Regions from separate parts of the Homo sapiens genome. Here all the other regions are linked to region 1. The links are chromatin contacts, found by Hi-C or POLR2A ChIA-PET in ENCODE. All regions are on one chromosome and are shown on one strand. Each heading gives the region's core, a stretch centred on a gene start or an enhancer-like site at or near the end of the contact. The rest is flanking DNA. Distances are from core to core; before and after follow the strand shown.

Evidence for each region. Hi-C counts contacts between places; a loop is a spot of excess contacts on that map. ChIA-PET counts read pairs that join two places held with the same protein, here RNA polymerase II (POLR2A). Pooled maps may share reads with other maps.
Region 2: a pooled map shows a loop between it and region 1 (11-fold over the local background). The contact joins the promoter of SYMPK here to the promoter of BCL3 in region 1. A Hi-C loop is called at or near these places in 1 of 37 single-sample maps with no recorded cell type and 4 of 50 pooled maps. POLR2A ChIA-PET finds 5 or more read pairs at or near these places in 1 of 52 experiments (GM12878).
Region 3: a loop to region 1 is called in a map of psoas muscle, with 5 times the contacts of the local background. The contact joins the promoter of DMPK here to the promoter of BCL3 in region 1. A Hi-C loop is called at or near these places in 1 of 168 maps with a recorded cell type or tissue (psoas muscle) and 6 of 50 pooled maps. POLR2A ChIA-PET finds 5 or more read pairs at or near these places in 1 of 52 experiments (B cell).

The regions. Positions count from the first base shown.
Region 1 is chr19:44,746,018-44,750,739 of GRCh38, reverse strand. BCL3 (BCL3 transcription coactivator) reads right to left here and starts at 2,032. Exons shown (of 9, transcript NM_005178.5): 1 at 1,694-2,032. The coding sequence starts at 1,949. RefSeq lists silencers at 1,794-2,383, 2,794-2,923, 2,984-3,463.
Region 2 is chr19:45,860,731-45,865,452 of GRCh38, reverse strand. It overlaps SYMPK (symplekin scaffold protein), which reads left to right and starts at 2,306. Exons shown (of 27, transcript NM_004819.3): 1 at 2,306-2,395. FOXA3 (forkhead box A3) reads right to left here and starts at 1,127. Exons shown (of 2, transcript NM_004497.3): 1 at 928-1,127. The coding sequence starts at 996. RefSeq lists a silencer at 932-1,341 and enhancers at 1,982-2,391, 2,643-3,281.
Region 3 is chr19:45,780,238-45,784,959 of GRCh38, reverse strand. It overlaps DMPK (DM1 protein kinase), which reads left to right and starts at 2,470. Exons shown (of 15, transcript NM_004409.5): 1 at 2,470-2,767. The coding sequence starts at 2,608. It overlaps DMWD (DM1 locus, WD repeat containing), which reads left to right. Exons shown (of 5, transcript NM_004943.2): 4 at 245-319; 5 at 670-2,013. The coding sequence ends at 717.

The DNA.
Region 1 (4,722 bases), core at 783-3,282:
ACGATCTTGCCCCACTGCAACCTCTGCCTCCCAGGTTCAAGCGATTCTCCTGCCTCAACCTCCCAGGTAGCTGGGATTACAGATGCTGACCACCACGCATGGGTAATTTTAGATCAAACTGTTTAAAAAGGGGCCACGGCAGGCCGGGCGCTGTGGCTCATGCCTCTAATACCAATACTTTGGGAGGCCGAGGCGGGCGGATCACCTGAGGTCAGGAGTTCAATACCAGTCTGGGCAACATGGTGAAACCCTGTCTCTACTAAAAATACAAAAATTAGCCAGGTGTGGTGGTGCATGCCTGTAATCCCAGCTACTCGGGAGGCTGAGGCACAAGAATCCCCTGAACTTGGGAGGCGGAGGTTGCAGTGAGCCGAGATCACGCCAATGCACTCCAGCCTGGGCGACAGAGCAAAACAAAACTCTGTCTCAAAAAACAAAAACAAAAACAAACAAAGGCGAGGGGACCATGGCAGCAGGCAAATCCATACCAACCCATCACACAGACGGGGAAAACTGAGGCCTGCTTTCTCACTCTTGGAATAGGAAAGCTGGGAGGCCGTGGCAGAACTCCTGATGCACATAGCTTGAGGCTCTCCAGCTGTCACGCTGATGGGGTGGAGGGTGCAGAAACTACCTAAAGTTTTGGGGCTCTGTAGAACGGCTCTCTGCAGCTTTGGGGGTCAATTGGGGATGGTGACGTGGCCACAGCTGTGGTAGAGGACACCCCTTCTTGAGATCAGGGATGGAGATAGGATGGAGAGAAGAGTGTGTGGTCTTCGTCATCTGCTGATCCTTGTGGGCCCTCTGTTCTTGAACTCCCAAGTTTCCAGGTCCTCGTATCTCCAATACCAGGCCTTGAGGCCTTGAGGCTTTCTGTCTGGAGACCCCTGAAATTTTCATCCTGCCTCTAAATTACCCAAAGTCTCAGAATTACCCAATCTTAGGATCCTCAGTCCCCTGATCCCTTCTGCCCACCTGATCTTGACCTCAAATAGGACCCTGATCACTTGTGGCCCCACATAACTGAGTACCCAGAAACCCGGGTCTCTGTTCTCCTGGGTCCTCAAGACCCCCTGGTATCTGGGTCCCTGGAGCTCTGGTTCATTTCCTTGGATCCTTGTGATCCCAGATATTGGGGTGCTCAGAACCCCATCTCTGTTTTCATAATGCCCATGTCTCCAGATATCTTGGTTCCTGAGATTGTGACATCCTGAGATCCTCAGTATCTGTCTCCTTAGAACCCCAGTCTCTGTTACCCTGACTCCCTTTGATTCTAATAATATCAGGATACAGGGAACCCCAGTTTCTCCAGCCCAGCTCAGCTTCCTCATAACGCTACACATCTGGCTTAAGAGCTTGTACTTTCTTGCCCCTAGGATACCAGGCTCTGTGCCCTGATTCCCTGACACCCCCATATTTGTACCACTGGGCATTGTCCCTGGCCCCCCCCCCCCCACGTCACTCAGCCCCTGGGCTTTGCCCCCCAGGGTCCCCAAATCCCCAGATCCCAAGGCACAGCTTACTGGCTCCCCGATGATCTCATATCTATATCCTTGGAACCTGGGCTTATATCCTCTTGTCCCCCAGGTCCCTGGAGAGACACCGGTTTGTGCCTCAAGCTCTGCCTCCTGGCTCTGGTGACCCTATGCTCTGTGTGGATCCCACCCGGCCCGGACCCTCGGGGGCCACTCACCGGGGTAGTAAAGCGCCTCCGGCCGGGCCAGGCCGTGGGGGGGCCCGGGGACCGCCGGCAGGTCGCAGCCGCCGCGCAGAGGGTCCAGGGGGACGACAAGGCCCGCAGCGCCGCGGGGAGCGGCGGGCTCCGGGGAGGGCGCGCGCAGCGGGCGCTTGCGGAGCGGCAGCGCGGCGCCCGGGAGTCCGGCGGCCTTGGGCCGGGTGCGCAGGTCCACGGGCCCCTCGTCCATGGCCCCCGCGGGGCATCGGGGCATGGGGCCGCCGGGGACGGCGGCCGGAGAGCGGCTGGGCTCGGCTGCACGGGAGGGTGGTTTCGCCGGGCGCCGGGACTTCCCCTGCAGCCGGCTGAACTGAAGGGACTTTTGTCGGCCGGGGCGGTGCCGGCCGCCCGCCTCCCCGCCCCCGGCCCCCCCGGGGCCACCCGTACGCCCCAGGGGTTTCCTGGACCCGCCGCTGCTCCCGCCGCTCTGAGGTGCAGCCTGCCCTGCGCCCCGCCCGCGCCGCGCCCCGCTTGCCCCCTCCCGGCCCGCGGCGCCTGGGGCAGCCAGGCCTCGGCGGGGGAGGGAGAGGAAAGGAGGGGTGGGGGGAGAGGAGGCGGGGTCGGGGGGTGGGGGGGTGTCCCCACCCCTGCTGCCAAGGGCCGCTCTCTCTGCCTCTGTTTTTGTCTTTCTGGCCCTATCTCTCAACATCTCTATCTCTGAGTCTGTAACTGTCTCTCTGGTTCTCCTGTCTGAGTAGGTGTTTCTCTCCGCAACCCCGCGTTTGTCTCTGTGTGCTCTGTTCCGTCTCTGTCTCTCTCTTTTGTCTCTTTGTGTCTGTCACCATCTCTCTGCCTCTCAGTTGCTGTCTGCTTCTCTGTCTCTCAGGAGGCCTTGGCATCTCTGGGACGGGGTTTGGAATCTCGGTTCCCACTTACTCGCTGGGTGACCTTGGCCAAACACTTCCCCTCTCTGAGCCGTTTCCTCCTTAGTGGGAGTGAAGAGACGCACCCGGGGCAGGGACTGGCACTCGGCAGGCGGCCAGGAACGATTCCTCTCCCTCCCCTCTTCCATCTCTGCCACTCCACGTGCCTCATCAGCTGTGGGTCTAAAGGGGCTGGGGGTGGGGTGAGGGTGGGGAGCGCTCCACTGATTGTGTCTCTGCACTCGTTGGGGGCCCTGCCCCCAGCCGGGGCCCGCGGGGCACCGGGGTGGGTGCTCGGAAAATCCTAGGTGCACAGAGAGAAAGAGACATGGAGACAGGCGCAGAGATCTTGAGAGAAAGAGAGATAGCAAGAGACACGGACACCAGGCCAGAGTCAGCGCGACCGAGGCCGGTGCTGCAGGAGCGGGGAGCAGTTTGGCTTCCCCCCGACTTCCCCTCCCACCTCGAGGAGGGGTTGATGGGTGGGGAACAGGCTAGGCGGGTTGGGGGCATGACTCAGGCTGGAGATGGGAGGGAGGGAGGAGGGAGGCGGGACTCTTCCCCGTCTCCTCCCCTCCTCTCCCTCTCCCCGCCCCGGGGTGGGGCCCCGAAGGTCCGGGGCTTTCCCGGATTTCCCTGGGGGCGGGGCAGCCGCTGGGGTTGAGTCCGGGTCACTGAGTCACAGGAGGCGGAGAGGGAGGCTTTGGGGACACAGGGGGCGGGGCATGGGGGCTGCACCCCGGACTTGCCCAGGGGGCACGCGGCGTCTCTCTGGTTCTCTCCCCCGGTCTCCTTCTGTCTTCGAAACTTGCCTGACCTCCCTCTGGTTGTCTCCTGCCCCGCCCTCTGTCTCTGTCTCCCCATCTCTGTTGCTGTCTCTGTGTCCCCTGGGACCTTGAAAGTGGGTATTGGGGCCCCGGGAAGGGACTTTGGCCGGACTCGGGCCCCACCCGAGTGGATCGTTAACCCAGGATGTGAGAAGTGGCTGTGTGGAGAGGCCTCACCCCTTCCCTTCCTTTCGACCTCTCTCTGGATCTCCCTTATCCCCCTTCATGGCGAAACATCCCGAGCACAGACCTGTGTTAATTCCACCTCCACCCCTTGCTCCCGGTGGGACCTCAGACAAGCCATCCCCTGCCTTGAGACTCAGTTTGTTCTTCTGGAAAATGGGACCAATGGCAACCCCTGCCTGCTGGTGTTGTGGGGGCCACAGCAAGGGAAGAGGGGAGGAATTCGGTTGGACAGGCTGGGGGCTGTGTTCCCTGCCCATCCAACCCCACCCCTGGGGACCCTCAGACACAGGAGAGGGGTGTGGAGCACTATCCCAATGCACAGAAAGGAAAGCTGAGGTTTGGAGGGGCGAGGCTTAGGGTGGGGACCCTCAGAGGTAGGGTGGGAAGGACACCCAAGCCTGTCCCACTCCTGGCATCCCAGGGCAGCTGGTGCAGTGGTTCCAACCTAGCAGGACTGTAGAGGGGAGAAGATGTGATGGGTCCGGTGGGAGCTTCGAAGGGCTGGGAGAGACGGTGCTGCTGGAAGAGAGGGTGCTGATGGTTCTCTGAGGTTGGAAGAGGGATAAAAGGGTCAGAAGGAGGAGGATCTGAAGAAGGAAGATAGGTCTGAGAGAGAAGTAGATGGTTTAGTGGGAGGAGGGGGAGAGGATCTGAAGGAGGAGGACAGGGTCTGTTGGAGGAGGTAAGGGTCTGATGGAGGAAATAAGGGTCTGAGGGTGGAGGCGAGGTTTGGAGGGAGGAGGTGAAGGTCTGAGGGAGGAGACAAGGGTCTGAAGGAGGAGATAAGAGTCTGAGGAAGGAGGCGAGGGTTTGAGAGAGGAGGTGAGGGTCTGAAGGAGGAGGTGAGGGTCTGAAGGTGGAGGTGAGGTTCGGGGGGAGGAGATGAGGGGCTAAGGGAGGAGGTGAGGGTCTGAGAGAGGAGACGAGGGTCTGAAGGAGGTGGGGGTCTGAGGGAGGAGGTGAGAGTCTGAAGGAGGAGATAAGCATGTGAGGAAGGAGGTGAGGGTTTGAGAGAGGAGGTGAGGGTCTAAAGGAGGAGGTAAGGGTCTGAAGGTGGAGGTGAGGTTTGGAGGGAGGAGGTGAGGGTCTGAGAGGAGGTGAGGCTCTGAAG
Region 2 (4,722 bases), core at 1,057-3,556, 1.1 Mb before region 1:
GGTCGTTGCAGCAAGACGAATGGGGGTCAGACTTGAGGAAGGACTTTCTGTCTGTCCAGGTGAGGGGATTAGAATATGCCGCCACCCCCCACTCCAGGGAAGCCTTGTCTGAGGTGAGACTGGATGGGAATTTTAGCAATAGCTGGAGGTTGCTGGACTGGCGGGGAGCAGGGGAAGGTGCACAATCTAAAACTCTCCATCTTCCGACTTGGGGAGTCCCTGCGGAGGGTCATGGGTAGGGATGGGGGGGTGGAGATCGGCCCCTCTCCTGCCAATGCTGATGGCTACATCTTCTGCTCCCAGATGCCCAACTCTAAGCCACCTGTTATTTCAGACTCCAAAAACGAAGCTTCATCTCTGAGCACCCCCATCTCTGACCCCTGAGCACCAATCCCTATGTCTGACCCTACCTTAGATTACCAGCTGATCCTTAGCCCCGAACCCCGGTTCTTTAACACTGTGTGCTGGCCCTGAGCTCCCACCTCAGTCTTCCCCTTAATGGTGACTCCTCCTCCATCTTTTAGTCTTTCTTTCCCTCCAACTTTGAACCTCACATCCTGAAACCCCCTAGTCTGTCCCCTACCCTGGAACTCTGATTCCTATCTTTGGTTTGTACATATAAATCCCTTGCTTTTTGGGGCTCCAACACCCGGCTCCCAAGTTTAAGGTGTGACCCGACCCTTGGCTAAATTTTCCTGACTTCCATTTTTAAGCCCTGGCCGCGGCGAGGCTGCCCAAACAGCGCTCCCATCCATGCCTCGTCCCCGGTCCCCGACTTCCACACCTGGTCTCCGTGTTCCCAGTTCCTCAGCTGCCCAAGTAGACGCCTTTGCCTCCATTTGAACCCACAACCAGTCCCTGCTCCATGTGAGCCCACACCCCGATACCTGCCCCCAACTTCCCGCTCCGCCATCCCCGAGGACACACCTCGCCCGCCTCCGGGTAGTAGCTCCACTCGGCCAGGTCATGGGCCTCCATCTTCACTGAGCCCAGCATCCCCCGGGCTTACGCCCCCACCCGCCCCCGCTCCGGCCCCGGGGGAACGGAGCGCTCTGGATCTCTCAGCGGGCACGGCCCGAGCTCCCACCGGCGCCCGCCCGTCCGACCGCCCGGGGTACGGCTGTCCCGAGCGCCGCGGGAGGCGGCCACGCTTTATAGCCGGGACACCCCCGCCCTCGCCCGCCCCGGGCTCCCCTCCCGCCTCCCCGAGGGCGGCGCGCTCGGACTGGGGCGCCCCCTGCGGGATCGCCAGGAGACAGACCTCAGGCGCCGGGGGCCGCAGCCCCAGGACGCGACAGCTGGGGGTGATTCAGGAGTGAGGGAGCTGCCCGCAGCGACGCTGCAGATACCAAGGGCCCCGAGGTCAGAACTCTGGAGCCTTTCTACCTCAGGGGGCTTCATCATCTCGGCAGGAGAGGACGAAGAGCCAGAGCCCTGCATGACCGTGGCGGAAGAAAGGGGAATCAGAACGCTAGGGCCACTATGCGACTACAAGGACCCGTAAAAGGTCCCCGAAATCACATCCCCATTGGACAGACAGGAAGACTGAGGCTTCCGACGGCTAGAAATGCTTAACTTGGCCGGGCGCGGTGGCTCACGCCTGTAATTCCAGCACTGCAGGAGGCCGAGGCGGGCGGACGAATCACTTGAGGTCAGGAGTTTGAGACCAGCCTGGCCAACAGGGTGAAACCCCATCTCTATTAAAAATACAACAACTAGCTAGGCGTGATGGTGCGTGCCTGTTATCCCAGCTATTCGGGAGGCTGAGGCAGGAGAATCGTTTGAACCTAGGAAGCGGAGGTTGCAGTGAGCCGAGATCGCGCCACTGCAGTCCAGCCTGGGAGAGAGAGCGGGACTCCGTTTCCAAAAAAAAAGAAAGAAAGAAAAGAAAAGAAAAAGAAATGCTTCAGACTGTTGAAAGGGTCAAGAACAAAGATGGAGGGGATCGGGGCCTCTCCGCAGACCCCACTAGGGCAACAGACCACCTCCCCTCCAAGACCCAGGAGCTTCGCTGCCCGAACTCCGCACTCTCCAAGACCAGCCAGCCGTCCAGGGACTCAGCACCACTGAGAACTCCATTTCCCAGAATGCTCTAGCTCCCTTTCCGCCCGGTGCCTCCGAAGGGACTACATTTCCCAGAAGGCCTAGCCGGACCCAGAGCCGGAAATGAAGGGTCTGCTCGCCGTAGTATGGAGGCGGGCAGAATGCCGCTCGCACGGGACGAGGCATGGGCGGGGTCGGGCTGTGCTCTGGACTCCATTTCCCGGCGGCCCTGGGTGTGTGGCGCGTGCGCACCGTTCCCGGCGACGAACGGAAGATGGCGGCGGCGGCGGCGGCGGAGTGTAGGAAGAGGCACTGCTGAGGGGGCGCGAGGGGAACGGAGGCCAGAGCTGCGGTGAGCGGGAGGCGGCGTTTGGGCCCGGAGACGAAAGGAGGAGGCTCCTAAAGAAGCAGGGGCTCGGGCGGGGAGGGCATCGCCGTGGGGAGAGGGGAACAGTGGCTTTCGCGACCCATGTTTCTTCCCTTGCTCAGGACCCTTCCTTGGCTCCCTAGTGCCCTCGAGGCAAAGTTCCAACGTGGCCCCCCGGGCGCCACCGCCCCGCAGACCTCGCTTGCTTCGACTCGGCCTCTTTGCTTTTTCCCCCACCTCTAACAGCCGCCCTGGCCTTTCGGTTCCTTAAACTTGCCATGCGCTTTCCCGCTTCGGGGATTTTGCACAGGCTGTCCCTTCTGCCTGCAACATCCTTTTACCCATTCGGCTTGGCTAACTCCCATTTCATCCTTCGGGTCTCGGCACCAACGTCACTTCCTCTGCGAAGCCCTCCTTCCCTGCCCTCCATCCAGAAATCCGCCTGTTAAATGCTTTTGTCGGTCCGTGTTCCTTCATGTCACGTGTGGTCTAATTTGTTATCCGACTCTTATCTGTGTGCTGTTTTATGATGTCTATGACCGTGTGTTCCATGAAGGTAGGGACTAGGTTTGTCTCTGTCGCCACTGTGTTCTCAGCACAGCGCCAATCACGCCGGAGACGCCCAGCTAATGTTCGTTGAAGGAATAAAAGATACTCCTAGAGCCAGTTTGGGGAAACAGGGTAGTCATCAGATTCCTAGGTAGCAGTGGGGCAGGGTACCACTTCTTAACGAGTACATCGAGAGGGAAGGGGAAACAGTGATACTGTTCATCATAGCAAAAGGCTACACGCATCCCAAATGTTCTTAAATAAGAAGATTGGCTGAAAGAAACTATAATACATCCACATAAAAAATACTATGCAACTCTAAAAAGGAATGAGGTAGATAAAAGGAAATGATGAAAATCTCTATACACTGATATAGTGGCCTCCAACATATATTAAGGGAAAACAAGTGAAGTGGAGGTTGGTGTTTATTGTATATGCTTTTTCTTTTTTTTTTTTTTTGAGACAGGGTCTCACTCTGTCGCCCAGGCTGGCACGATCCCAGTTCACTGCAACCTCCACCTCCCTGGTTCAAGTGATTCTCCCACCCCAGCCTCTCGAGTAGCTGGGATTACAAACGTGCCCCACCACACCCAGGTAATTTTTATATTTTTAGTAGAGACGGGGTTTCTCTGTGTTGGCCAGGCTGGTCTTGAACTCCTGACCTCAAGTGATCTGCCCACCTCAGCCTTCCAAAGTGCAGGGATTACAGGCCTGAGCCACCAAACTCGGCCTGTGTAGGCTCCTTTTTTTTTTTTTTGAGACAGAGTCTCACTCTGTCACCCAGGCTGGAGTGCAGTGGCGTGATCTCGGCTCACTGCAACCTCTGCCTTCCAGGTTCAAGCAATTCGCCTGCCTCAGCCTCCCAGGTAGCTGGGATTACAGGCACACCACCACGCCTGGCTAATTTTTGTATTTTTAGTAGAGATGGGGTTTCACCATGTTGGTCAGGCTGGTCTTGAACTCCTGACCTCGTGATCCACCTGCCTCCGCCTCCCGAAGTGCTGGGATTACAGGCGTGAGTCACCGCTCCCGGCCCTGTGTATGCTCTTTTTGTAAATGAAAGGGAAATATGTATATATGGGTTTTTTTATTTTCATTTTTTTTCCTTTTTTTGCATAAAATCTAGCTCCTGCAGGAGAATTTTGTGTATGTGTGTTTAAAAAAGAACAAAACAAAACTGAAAGCATAAACCAAAAAGCAGAAGAAGAATGAAACAGGGTAAAATATTTTGGTTGATCTGAATGTATTATCATGAAAAAAGTGGAAATGTTTATTATGGGGTTTTATTTTATTTTATTTTATTTTTTGAGGCAGAGTCTCATTCTGTCGCCCAGGCTGGAGTGCAGTGGTGTTGGGATTACAGGTGTGAGCCACCATGCCCGGCCTGTTTTTTTTATGTTTTGACTGGGGACGGCATGCCATGCCGGTTGTCTGGTGGCCAGGATCCTTGGCTTACGTAAACAGACCTGGGGGTAAAAAACAATTCCTTTCAGATAAACAGTACTGTAGCATAGTGGTAAGGAAGATATGCAGCCATGCTGCTGACTCTGCCTCTTACAAGCTATATGCCTTTGGTCAGGTCACTTTACCTCCCTGGTCTTCAGTTTCCTCATCTGTAAAATGAAAATTAAAAATACTAACTCCCAGCCTGGGCAACATGGCGAAACCCTTCTCTACAGAAAGTACAAAAATTAAATGGGGATTCGCCTGTAGTCTCAGCTACTTGGGAAAATGAGGTAGGAGGATCGCCTGAGCCCGGGAGG
Region 3 (4,722 bases), core at 1,221-3,720, 1.0 Mb before region 1:
GGCGAATCAGGCCTGGCATCTTGTAAGTTCGGAGCTCGTCTTGGGTGTCTCAGCTTCTTAGGGCTTGGACTCAGTTGCCCAGGGTCCTGGAGGCCGTGGCTTGGTTCCTCAGATCCTCAGTTTTGGAATCGTAGAGTCCTGAGTCCCTAGAACTTGAGAGCACAGTCTGAGTGACTCAGAGGCAAGAGTGGTGGGATTTGGGGAGTCTGGTTGAGTCCTAAAAGAGACCCCTCTGTCTCCGTAGTTCACAGACGAGGAGACCGAGGCCCAGACAGGGGAAGGAAGTTGGCCCAGGTCACCCAGCAAGTCAGTGGTAGAGGTAGGACTGTCCCTGAGTTCTTTCCCCAGCACCTCAGGGTCCCTCCCAAGTTAGAAGGGAGCTCCAGTTTCCCCCTCCCCTCCCACCCTTACCCTTACCCCATGGTCTCACTCAGGATCCGCCAAGGACTTTGATTATTGCGTGAAAGTGCTGACTGCCAGGACAGGAAGCTAGCTAAGATGCAAGTTCCCAGCCTAGAGCAGTGGCCTCTGGGGGGTCTAGGGCGGACCCAAGGGCAAGGCCAGGGTGGCAGCAGCTTTGGGGACTCTGGGCTGGCTCCCTCCCCTTGACACTGGCTGAAGCCCAGGTGGTCTCTAACCCCTCCCATCTCTCCCTCTCATCTTCCCCAGGGCATCTCCTCCCAACCAGGCAACTCCCCGAGTGGCACAGTGGTGTGAAGCCATGGATATCGGGCCCCCCCAACCCCATGCCCCCAGCCTCCTAGCCATAACCCTCCCTGCTGACCTCACAGATCAACGTATTAACAAGACTAACCATGATGGATGGACTGCTCCAGTCCCCCCACCTGCACAAAATTTGGGGGCCCCCCAGACTGGCCCGGACACGGGCGATGTAATAGCCCTTGTGGCCTCAGCCTTGTCCCCCACCCACTGCCAAGTACAATGACCTCTTCCTCTGAAACATCAGTGTTACCCTCATCCCTGTCCCCAGCATGTGACTGGTCACTCCTGGGGAGAGACTCCCCGCCCCTGCCACAAGAGCCCCAGGTCTGCAGTGTGCCCCTCAGTTGAGTGGGCAGGGCCGGGGGTGGTCCAGCCCTCGCCCGGCCCCCACCCCAGCTGCCCTTGCTATTGTCTGTGCTTTTGAAGAGTGTTAAATTATGGAAGCCCCTCAGGTTCCTCCCTGTCCCGCAGGACCTCTTATTTATACTAAAGTTCCCTGTTTTCTCAGCGGGTCTGTCCCCTTCGGAGGAGATGATGTAGAGGACCTGTGTGTGTACTCTGTGGTTCTAGGCAGTCCGCTTTCCCCAGAGGAGGAGTGCAGGCCTGCTCCCAGCCCAGCGCCTCCCACCCCTTTTCATAGCAGGAAAAGCCGGAGCCCAGGGAGGGAACGGACCTGCGAGTCACACAACTGGTGACCCACACCAGCGGCTGGAGCAGGACCCTCTTGGGGAGAAGAGCATCCTGCCCGCAGCCAGGGCCCCTCATCAAAGTCCTCGGTGTTTTTTAAATTATCAGAACTGCCCAGGACCACGTTTCCCAGGCCCTGCCCAGCTGGGACTCCTCGGTCCTTGCCTCCTAGTTTCTCAGGCCTGGCCCTCTCAAGGCCCAGGCACCCCAGGCCGGTTGGAGGCCCCGACTTCCACTCTGGAGAACCGTCCACCCTGGAAAGAAGAGCTCAGATTCCTCTTGGCTCTCGGAGCCGCAGGGAGTGTGTCTTCCCGCGCCACCCTCCACCCCCCGAAATGTTTCTGTTTCTAATCCCAGCCTGGGCAGGAATGTGGCTCCCCGGCCAGGGGCCAAGGAGCTATTTTGGGGTCTCGTTTGCCCAGGGAGGGCTTGGCTCCACCACTTTCCTCCCCCAGCCTTTGGGCAGCAGGTCACCCCTGTTCAGGCTCTGAGGGTGCCCCCTCCTGGTCCTGTCCTCACCACCCCTTCCCCACCTCCTGGGAAAAAAAAAAAAAAAAAAAAAAAAAGCTGGTATAAAGCAGAGAGCCTGAGGGCTAAATTTAACTGTCCGAGTCGGAATCCATCTCTGAGTCACCCAAGAAGCTGCCCTGGCCTCCCGTCCCCTTCCCAGGCCTCAACCCCTTTCTCCCACCCAGCCCCAACCCCCAGCCCTCACCCCCTAGCCCCCAGTTCTGGAGCTTGTCGGGAGCAAGGGGGTGGTTGCTACTGGGTCACTCAGCCTCAATTGGCCCTGTTTCAGCAATGGGCAGGTTCTTCTTGAAATTCATCACACCTGTGGCTTCCTCTGTGCTCTACCTTTTTATTGGGGTGACAGTGTGACAGCTGAGATTCTCCATGCATTCCCCCTACTCTAGCACTGAAGGGTTCTGAAGGGCCCTGGAAGGAGGGAGCTTGGGGGGCTGGCTTGTGAGGGGTTAAGGCTGGGAGGCGGGAGGGGGGCTGGACCAAGGGGTGGGGAGAAGGGGAGGAGGCCTCGGCCGGCCGCAGAGAGAAGTGGCCAGAGAGGCCCAGGGGACAGCCAGGGACAGGCAGACATGCAGCCAGGGCTCCAGGGCCTGGACAGGGGCTGCCAGGCCCTGTGACAGGAGGACCCCGAGCCCCCGGCCCGGGGAGGGGCCATGGTGCTGCCTGTCCAACATGTCAGCCGAGGTGCGGCTGAGGCGGCTCCAGCAGCTGGTGTTGGACCCGGGCTTCCTGGGGCTGGAGCCCCTGCTCGACCTTCTCCTGGGCGTCCACCAGGAGCTGGGCGCCTCCGAACTGGCCCAGGACAAGTACGTGGCCGACTTCTTGCAGTGGGGTGAGTGCCTACCCTCGGGGCTCCTGCAGATGGGGTGGGGGTGGGGCAGGAGACAGGTCTGGGCACAGAGGCCTGGCTGTTGGGGGGGCAGGATGGCAGGATGGGCATGGGGAGATCCTCCCATCCTGGGGCTCAGAGTGTGGACCTGGGCCCTGGGGCAACATTTCTCTGTCCTATGCCACCACTCTGGAGGGGCAGAGTAAGGTCAGCAGAGGCTAGGGTGGCTGTGACTCAGAGCCATGGCTTAGGAGTCACAGCAGGCTAGGCTGCCAACAGCCTCCCATGGCCTCTCTGCACCCCGCCTCAGGGTCAGGGTCAGGGTCATGCTGGGAGCTCCCTCTCCTAGGACCCTCCCCCCAAAAGTGGGCTCTATGGCCCTCTCCCCTGGTTTCCTGTGGCCTGGGGCAAGCCAGGAGGGCCAGCATGGGGCAGCTGCCAGGGGCGCAGCCGACAGGCAGGTGTTCGGCGCCAGCCTCTCCAGCTGCCCCAACAGGTGCCCAGGCACTGGGAGGGCGGTGACTCACGCGGGCCCTGTGGGAGAACCAGCTTTGCAGACAGGCGCCACCAGTGCCCCCTCCTCTGCGATCCAGGAGGGACAACTTTGGGTTCTTCTGGGTGTGTCTCCTTCTTTTGTAGGTTCTGCACCCACCCCCACCCCCAGCCCCAAAGTCTCGGTTCCTATGAGCCGTGTGGGTCAGCCACCATTCCCGCCACCCCGGGTCCCTGCGTCCTTTAGTTCTCCTGGCCCAGGGCCTCCAACCTTCCAGCTGTCCCACAAAACCCCTTCTTGCAAGGGCTTTCCAGGGCCTGGGGCCAGGGCTGGAAGGAGGATGCTTCCGCTTCTGCCAGCTGCCTTGTCTGCCCACCTCCTCCCCAAGCCCAGGACTCGGGCTCACTGGTCACTGGTTTCTTTCATTCCCAGCACCCTGCCCCTCTGGCCCTCATATGTCTGGCCCTCAGTGACTGGTGTTTGGTTTTTGGCCTGTGTGTAACAAACTGTGTGTGACACTTGTTTCCTGTTTCTCCGCCTTCCCCTGCTTCCTCTTGTGTCCATCTCTTTCTGACCCAGGCCTGGTTCCTTTCCCTCCTCCTCCCATTTCACAGATGGGAAGGTGGAGGCCAAGAAGGGCCAGGCCATTCAGCCTCTGGAAAAACCTTCTCCCAACCTCCCACAGCCCCTAATGACTCTCCTGGCCTCCCTTTAGTAGAGGATGAAGTTGGGTTGGCAGGGTAAACTGAGACCGGGTGGGGTAGGGGTCTGGCGCTCCCGGGAGGAGCACTCCTTTTGTGGCCCGAGCTGCATCTCGCGGCCCCTCCCCTGCCAGGCCTGGGGCGGGGGAGGGGGCCAGGGTTCCTGCTGCCTTAAAAGGGCTCAATGTCTTGGCTCTCTCCTCCCTCCCCCGTCCTCAGCCCTGGCTGGTTCGTCCCTGCTGGCCCACTCTCCCGGAACCCCCCGGAACCCCTCTCTTTCCTCCAGAACCCACTGTCTCCTCTCCTTCCCTCCCCTCCCATACCCATCCCTCTCTCCATCCTGCCTCCACTTCTTCCACCCCCGGGAGTCCAGGCCTCCCTGTCCCCACAGTCCCTGAGCCACAAGCCTCCACCCCAGCTGGTCCCCCACCCAGGCTGCCCAGTTTAACATTCCTAGTCATAGGACCTTGACTTCTGAGAGGCCTGATTGTCATCTGTAAATAAGGGGTAGGACTAAAGCACTCCTCCTGGAGGACTGAGAGATGGGCTGGACCGGAGCACTTGAGTCTGGGATATGTGACCATGCTACCTTTGTCTCCCTGTCCTGTTCCTTCCCCCAGCCCCAAATCCAGGGTTTTCCAAAGTGTGGTTCAAGAACCACCTGCATCTGAATCTAGAGGTACTGGATACAACCCCACGTCTGGGCCGTTACCCAGGACATTCTACATGAGAACGTGGGGGTGGGGCCCTGGCTGCACCTGAAC